Regions from separate parts of the Homo sapiens genome. Here regions 2 and 3 are each linked to region 1. A link is a contact called in ENCODE Hi-C or POLR2A ChIA-PET data. All regions are on one chromosome and are shown on one strand. The core of a region is the stretch at or near the end of the contact, and the rest is flanking DNA. Distances in the headings are between cores, read along the strand shown. Region 1 has its middle 130 kb from the start of FILNC1. Region 2 has its middle 13 kb from the start of FILNC1. Region 3 has its middle 60 kb from the start of LINC01625.

What was found. A loop is a pair of places that touch in the nucleus more often than their neighbours do. ChIA-PET counts read pairs that join two places held with the same protein, here RNA polymerase II (POLR2A). Pooled maps may share reads with other maps.
Region 2: a loop to region 1 is called in a pooled map, with 1.9 times the contacts of the local background. The contact joins two enhancer-like sites. A Hi-C loop is called at or near these places in 1 of 168 maps with a recorded cell type or tissue (Caco-2) and 3 of 50 pooled maps. POLR2A ChIA-PET finds 5 or more read pairs at or near these places in 4 of 52 experiments (CD8-positive, alpha-beta memory T cell, MCF 10A and activated T-cell).
Region 3: a loop to region 1 is called in a map of K562, with 1.9 times the contacts of the local background. The contact joins two enhancer-like sites. A Hi-C loop is called at or near these places in 2 of 168 maps with a recorded cell type or tissue (Caco-2 and K562) and 3 of 50 pooled maps. POLR2A ChIA-PET finds 5 or more read pairs at or near these places in 2 of 52 experiments (K562 and activated T-cell).

What each region holds. Positions count from the first base shown.
Region 1 is chr6:139,643,747-139,646,293 of GRCh38, forward strand. No RefSeq gene overlaps it. Among named protein-coding and RNA genes, the nearest start is that of FILNC1, 130 kb to the right of the region's middle. Within about 2 kb of position 1,270, at least 2 of the 41 ENCODE cell types and tissues checked have a DNase peak (open chromatin) inside an H3K27ac peak, as active enhancers do.
Region 2 is chr6:139,757,236-139,759,782 of GRCh38, forward strand. No RefSeq gene overlaps it. Among named protein-coding and RNA genes, the nearest start is that of FILNC1, 13 kb to the right of the region's middle. Within about 2 kb of position 1,281, at least 3 of the 41 ENCODE cell types and tissues checked have a DNase peak (open chromatin) inside an H3K27ac peak, as active enhancers do.
Region 3 is chr6:139,532,982-139,535,528 of GRCh38, forward strand. No RefSeq gene overlaps it. Among named protein-coding and RNA genes, the nearest start is that of LINC01625, 60 kb to the left of the region's middle. RefSeq lists a cis regulatory region at 1,107-1,945. Within about 2 kb of position 1,275, at least 16 of the 41 ENCODE cell types and tissues checked have a DNase peak (open chromatin) inside an H3K27ac peak, as active enhancers do.

The sequences.
Region 1 (2,547 bases), core at 20-2,519:
GTTTTGCCACTTACTTGTTTCTTGATTTTGGTCATGTTTTTAAATCTTGGGTTTCTCATCTGCTAAACAGCAGTAGCAACTCTTCAGAGTGCTTCTGAAGATTAAACAAAATAATGGATTTGGGGCTTAGCAAGCTCCTAGTACACACTATTATTTGTTTTATCATCTCTGCCCTCACTGCTGGATTCCTTTCAGTTCTGCTCAGAAGGAAGAACCCTCCTAATCCCTTCCCAGTGAGGACGGCTCCTGGGCCCAGAGGGACAGCCATGTTAAGAGAGGACAAGCTGCCCCTCTCTGTCCCGTGCCTGCTCTTCGCTATTCTCATAGCCCTGCCCCATCTCCTGTGTACTTTCCACCCCTAATTGTCTGAGGCCCTTTCACCGTGCCATGTTTCTTTTTTTTGTATGTGCTCTATCCTAAGATCACTGCAGTAACAGTTCTGCTGGCACCCTGCCTTACCTAGCAGATAAGCTGTGGGGATATGAGCCACAGTTTCTATAGTCTTGGGGCCTGAGGCTGGAGTTGGGGGACAGAGACCATGAGCTACTGTGCAAGGAAATGTTCTGATGAAGGGCAAAGTCTGGCGATGAAAGAACTGGGAGAGTAGGAGTGGAACCCAGAAATGTTTAGTCCCAGGTGCAGGGGCTGGGAGTGAGAACCCAGATTGCTTGATGACGGAGACGATGTTGTCATTTTCCTTGTGTCTACAGCACCTAGCACAGTGCTCGGCATAAAATAGGCCCTCAAATGTAGGTGGATGATAATTACTGAGGAGTAAAATTTAGGAACTTTGTTGTTTAAATTGTGTGTGATTGGGGAATTGTTGATTTGCCTGAATACTGATTACAGTCTCTCTAAAAGGAGCATAAAAATGACATATTTACGCTGCCTATGTAAAAAGTATTGAATGGCATTTATATGACTTGCTTAGATTAACACATAGCAAACTAATACTTATTATACTTGTCATTACATTTGTATCACATTACCTTTGCAGTAAGTTTTATTTGATTGCAATCGTAAACTATGTATGCTTAAGATATGTTTACAGAATCTGAGGCTTAATCCACCAGTAACAACAAGCATCCTTCTCGGTGCTTTAGAGTCCTACCTCGCGAGCTCAGGCTTCCTAGAATGTTACCACGTGTCCCACATTTGTTCACTCACATATTTAAAAAAGACAAAAAGGACAGAAAGAACATTGCTCAGGACAGTCAGGGGAGGGGGGTGACCAGAATGAAAACAGTCAGTGCAGAACATTGTGCAGGCCCATTCCTGGGGCGTGAAGAATCTGAGACATTTGGAGAAGACCCAGGGAACACAAGGAAGGGAGGGGGGATTGCAAGAGGCAGGCAGTGAGGAAGCAGCCGGGGGATCTGGCTGGGATTCCAATCCATTCTTAGCTACTTGATACAAAGGCTATTATATTAAAATTCTTCTAAAGAAAGATGGATTTCCACAGCACCCTATTTGTGTCCTAAATTTAGAGTAACAAAGCTGGAGCAATTGAATGGTGCAAAAACTCTTTCTTCCCTCAGAGTCAAAGGAACAGTAAAAATTGGACTTATGAAATTAACTTTCTACTTGAGTAGTATTTGTCCTTTTAGTTCTTGCATACTTGTTTGTAAACATAGTTTGAGTTTCACTGAATATTTTTTCTTTTAGTTAATAATATAGCTTCCCACATCCAGTCACTTACTAAGCTCTGGACACCTCCAGTTTTTTCAATAGCTCTCAATCTCCTGTCTTAGTACAGGTTCATCTGAAGGACATCTCAGGGGAAGGCTTCGTGTGTAAGTGATTTGTGAAGGAAGTGCTTCCAGGAGAACCTGGGAAAGGAGTGAGGGAAGCAAGACAGGGAAGGGTGCAGTTTCAGGCAGCATGTCCCAGAGAGTAGCTTCAGCCTGAGCCCATGGAAAATACTGGAATGTAACTGGGGCCTTGGGATTTGTCCCAAGCATGATCAAAGCAACTGGGCTTTAAGATTTTATATTTTATAAACTCTGTCTAAAGGCTGTGGGATTTGAGGGGTTAGTGGTGGTGGGGGTGGTGTGTAGAAAGTGAACTTGTAGGCACTTTGGGCTTTTTTATGCCTGTGAGCAAGGCACTCCAATGCCAAGAAGTGTTCGCCAAAGGAAAGTTGCAGGTGTGAGGTGGATGTGGGCATGCAAGCAAAAGTGCAGCTGGAGGATGGCACACAGAAGATGTTACCAAGGATGACAGGGGATCTCAGTGGAGCTTAGAGAGTGTCCACAGCCTGTCTTGATTCTCTCTGTCTCTACTGTGTATCTTCAGCACAAGTCCCTGTGACTCTTTCTCTTCTGGGTTGCACCATATGTTCCTAACTGATATCCTTTGATCCATAAATTATTGTTGGAGTCTGTGATCTTTCTTTTTCTTTTCCTTTTTTTTTTTTTTTTTTGAGACAGGCTGGAGTGCAATGGTGCGGTCTCAGCACACTGCCACCTCCACCTCCCAGGTTCCAGCAATTCTCCTGCCTCAGCCTCCCGAGTAGCTGGGACTATAGGCACGCGCCACCACGCCCAG
Region 2 (2,547 bases), core at 31-2,530, 110 kb after region 1:
GGGGTACAATGAGGATTTAATGAGGGATGCTGTTGGTTCCAGTGATTCTCAGTGGTGGCTGTTCATGAGATTCGTTTTTGAGGAGCCTTTAAAAAGTACCGATGTCTGCCACAAACCCCTCTCTGCCACACCCCACCCTCCATATTCTGATTCAATTGAGAGTGGAGGACAAACAAAATATGGAAGATTTTTGGTGTGCAAACTGATCTGATGACTAGTTCTGAAGATTGCTTGGAAATAGTGAAGATGGGGGAAAAGCATGGAGGAAATCTTAATATAGAAGGGACTGAGACAAGAAAGAGAATGAATTGACAGAAACAATGGGAAAAGAGGCATGCAGTTCATGGACAAACCATCCAAGGAGCTTAACTGCGGTAAATAGAAGATGAGTTAATATTCCCAAGAGACATATACTTTCCTATGTATGGATGTAAAGTAGATTATTGATATTTCTTGGTAAATCTCCCAAACCTGGCTTTTTCACACTAAATTTCCAGCCACTGCTAACAACTCCCACTGTGCATTCATCCAGAAGTTTCTGAAATTGGTACCAGACAAAGAGAGCTATCAGGCATTTTCAGCAGGCCATAATATTCTGGATCAGTTAAATAAGAAAGGAACAAAAGGATTAAATTGGTAAGTCAATGGTAAGACTGAGAATATCTATGAGGTTCCTACCCTGAAACAAAATAGTTGAAGAGTTATGCAATTTGTGTGAGGTTTCTGAGGAATCTTTATTTTGCAAGATTTGTAACACTATGTTATTTTGGCTGAGGATACCATAAAAACAAAGTCATTTCCAACAGTGCACCGAAAATCTTTGCACTTTTTCTGTGTTCCAAGCTCAAGGGACTACCTATCATTCTAAAAATATATCAGCCCAAACTACCTTTGCTTTTTTTTTGAATGTCTTTATGTCTTCAATATCATTTTTTTAGTCTCACTCCAAAAGACACATTCTCTGTTAAACATCTTGCAGTTGATGAAAGGCAGTATCTAGGTATGCTGTCATCCAGAACACACACATCTTTAATATCACTTTCATGTTGCTCTGTTTACTTATCTGCCTCTCTTTCTGGATAGACTGAGAGTAATTCAAAGAGAGTTTACAGCCATTGCCTTGCAGAATGTCTGTTTTTAATTGCACTGGAAAGCTAACCCTTCTGTTGGGTAACTAGAACCCCTGATGAAAGAGAACTGGACAAATGCTTGCTGCATTAAGTTGACACCCTTCACCTACTTGGAAATGTTCTTTTTGGCCAGTCCCGTTGAAGCAACTTTAGTTATGTCAGCTGAGTCTGTTCCGTGGTGTGTTTTTGTGTGAGTGGGTTCATCGGTCTCAAGGGGTGTATGAATCAACTAAAAATATATGAAAATTTTGCTTGTTTGTGCAGCACATGTGCTTTGAAAGAAAGATTTGTTGAGATTCTCAAAGTGGTCTAAGGCCCAAAACAGATGATAAAATAAAACACTATCATAAGCAGTGAAAAACTAGACAGTTTATCACTGAATTCCAAAATTAGACGAGGATGACCATTATGATTACATCGTATTTATTGGAAAATAAAGGCAAAATTTATTACCTGCAGCATTATTATAGTCTACCTAAGAACAAAACAAAAAACTAACTGAAACTTTTAGTACTAAAACTAATAGAATTCAGGAAAGTGGCTAGATATAAAATAAATTTAAATGTCAATAGGTTTATATTTGCAAAATTACTTGGTAATATAATTTTTAACAATCCCAGTTCATCAGTGATAAAAGTATATAATACATCAAAATTTAATAAGCTCTTTGCAAGACGTCTACCAGAAAAATAAAATAACTTTCCTGACAATCATGAAGGAGGACTTAATAAATACAAAACTGCGCTGTATTCTTCGGTGAGATGATTTAGTACTGGAAAAATTCCAAGTAAATGTATAAATTACCTCAGTGCAGCTAAAAATGTAAATTTAAATAATAATTAGATACATTTTTATCTTTCAGATTAGCAAAGCTTAAAAATATGTGGAATAGTGTACTTTCTCATATATTGCTGACAGGGATATAAATTGTTACAACTTTTTGGGCAGTAACTTGGAACTATGTAGCAAAGTTTTAAACTTCTCCCTCCATAGTTCTGTTTTTATAAATTTATTCTCCAGAAATATTCACCCAAGTGATTGTAATAGTGATATATTAGAAACATCATGAAAGTTTGTCAATAAGAATTGGATTAAAAAATTATTTTCCATCCCTTTGGGGAAATATTGGGCAGACATTAAAAGGATGTGGCAGTTTTATCCATCAAACACAAATCTTGTCCTTGTTTATAATGACAATTATGCAAAAGCAAGCTGAGACACACAGCTTAATGTAACTACATCTTTATTTTTAAAAAAAGTATATGTGTGTCTTTGTGTAGGGGGGGTGTGTGTGTGTGTGTGTAGGATGCATGTAAGAAAGTTCACGAAGGAATAGACTGATTAGTGGTCATTTCTTGGAGTAGAATTTCAGGGGCTTTTTGTTTTTTACATCGTCCTCATTTTCACAACTCTTCAA
Region 3 (2,547 bases), core at 25-2,524, 110 kb before region 1:
CTCTCAAAGTGCTGGGATTACAGGCGTGAGCCACCCAGCCCAGCCTTAACCTTGTCTTTTAAAGGCAGGGTTTGACACATACTTGGTATGAGAATGAAGGGTAGCGTGAATAAAAAGGAATAAGGGCCTTCCATTCAGAGGGACTGATTCTAGACTTTTGTAATGACTGCATTTTGGGTGAAACCTTTGTAAATTGAGACAAAAATGCCTGAGTTTGTCTTAAAAATTTTTATTTATTTTAAAAAATTCACCTCGATATTGGAAAAGATAAAGGTGTTAATGTGTACTACTCCAGCAGTGAGGGAAGGTTCTAGAATGCTCCCTGGTTGTTGCCCTCATACTTTGGGATGTTATGCTGATCCCTGCACCTTAAGTTCAAATTCCAGTTTCCTTGCTCAACTTGAACAACATGCAAGAGTTGGCTGTAAGGGCTGTTTTTTTATTTTTTATTTTTCTGCTTGGTTTTGTTTTGCTTTGTTTTTTAACCACGTAATTAAAGAATTGTGGATATAGATTAACTTCTCGCCCACTCTATCCCCTCCCGTACTGTTTTAACTAACAGGGACTAAGCACCATGGTCCTTTGATGGATTTCCTATTTTGATGGTAAAATCCTTGTTTTTCTTACAAAAAATATCTTCTCTGCTTCTGACAAAACTCTAATCTTGCCCTTCTGACTCCGAGTCCCTGCATGCCTCTCTTCCATGTTTCAGGAAGGAACAATTAGGCAATCCTGCCATGTTTCTTCTGAAAGTAGCAAAAACAGTGACTTCAAGAGCCCTTATGCTGAATCATGACATAGATATTTTTTTCTACACCACCCGGAACACTTTGAATTAAAGCAGGAAGCCTGATTCTAAGCCACTATTGCACTAAGCCCTGGAAAGAAAGAAGTGTGGAAGAAGGGAAGAGGATGGAAGAAAAACAACCTTTTCTGAGTAAAAAGTTTAGTCTTTCTTCCAGTGTACAGTTTAAAAATGTGGGCTCATTGGAATGAATTTGAAGGTTAGGTTACAATTTGCTTACAGCAGATTTTACGATTAAACTCATTGAATCAGCCTTTTTTTAACCCGTTAAGTGACGTATACATGGGATTAAACAGAATGAAATTCAGTTGTTTCTCAACTCACTCTCCTAGCCTCACATCTGTCAAAATCATTGCTGTTTGATTTTCTTTTCTGCAAAGGCCCCCGAGACACATTTGCCTTTAAGCGCTTGGGCACTGGTGGGAGCTGCGTGTTCTGGGTGTCTTTAAGTGCACTGGGCTGGGCTAGGCAACGCAGCTCGTGTGTCCCGGGAAAGCTGCAGTCTGCTGAGTGTAAGATACACACCCAGACCACACCTTCAGAGCCATGCAAAGCTGGAAGGAGACAGAGATAAGGTACACTGAAAGGAAGAAAGAAACTCCTCTCTCCAAGCTGCATCTGCTTGCTCAGGTGAGAGTGCAGTGCCTTGCCATTTTATTTTTCTTCTGATGAAAGAAAAGTGGCACTTGGCCTGCTCCTCTCAGTCAAGGGTTAAGAGCCATTTCTTCCTAGAGAGGTTTCCTGATACCCACTCCTATCCAGCTCTGACTTCCTGGCACCCCCCCTCAATGGGCTGCTCTTCGTCTTCTTTCTTTGTAGCCAGCTAGTGTACCACTTTCTCAGTCTCTCTCTCGACTGGGGAGTCCTCCTTCTTGACACTGGACTCCAGGAGTCTTGGAATATCTTTGCAGCCTCATGTCTAGCACTTAGTAGATGCACGATTGTTAATCGAATGAGCAAACAAACTGTGGGAACCCACAAAGCTGTTCTGACTTCCTGACTGCCCTGGTAAGCTAAATTTATGTTGCACCAGATAGGCCAAGCCTAACACTTCTTAAAATAGGAGATTCTTTGAAAAAGGGAGGGGAGTGAGGAGAGGAAAACAATGATAGAAGTGGTCTCCTGGTAAACAGAAGTAAGAGCCTTTGAAAGGATCAACAAATAAAAACAAGCTGATAATCTCTGTTTGGCTGCAAATACAGTATTCTAAATCCAGATTAGGTGCTACCTTACTTTATCAGTGTGGAGCATTCACAAATGCAGTTGTTCCAGTTTCTGCACGTATTTCTTTCCCTTTCAGTTCTGTGGTACAGTTGAAGCCATCAAAATGTTAGTATGATCTATACTAGTTATCTGGAAAGTTTTTAACTGCATCCTATAAGTAAAAAATTTATCAGCCCACATCTTCTCTTTTTATATAGCCATCAATTATCTGCATGCACTTCTGTGTTAGCATATCATGTACATTATAAAACATTATATATATATATAAATTAAAAGAAGATGATATAAAAACAGAAATAGAAATTCCAGGCCGGGCGTGGTGGCTCCCGCCTGTAATCCCAGCACTTTGGGAGGCCAAGGCAGGTGGATCACGAGGTCAAGAGATCAAGACCATCCTGGCCAACATGGTGAAACCCTGTCTCTACTAGAAATACAAAAAAATTAGCCAGGTGTGGTGGCGGGCACCTGAAGTCCCAGCTACTTGGGAGGCTGAGGCAGGAGAATGGCATGAACCCGGA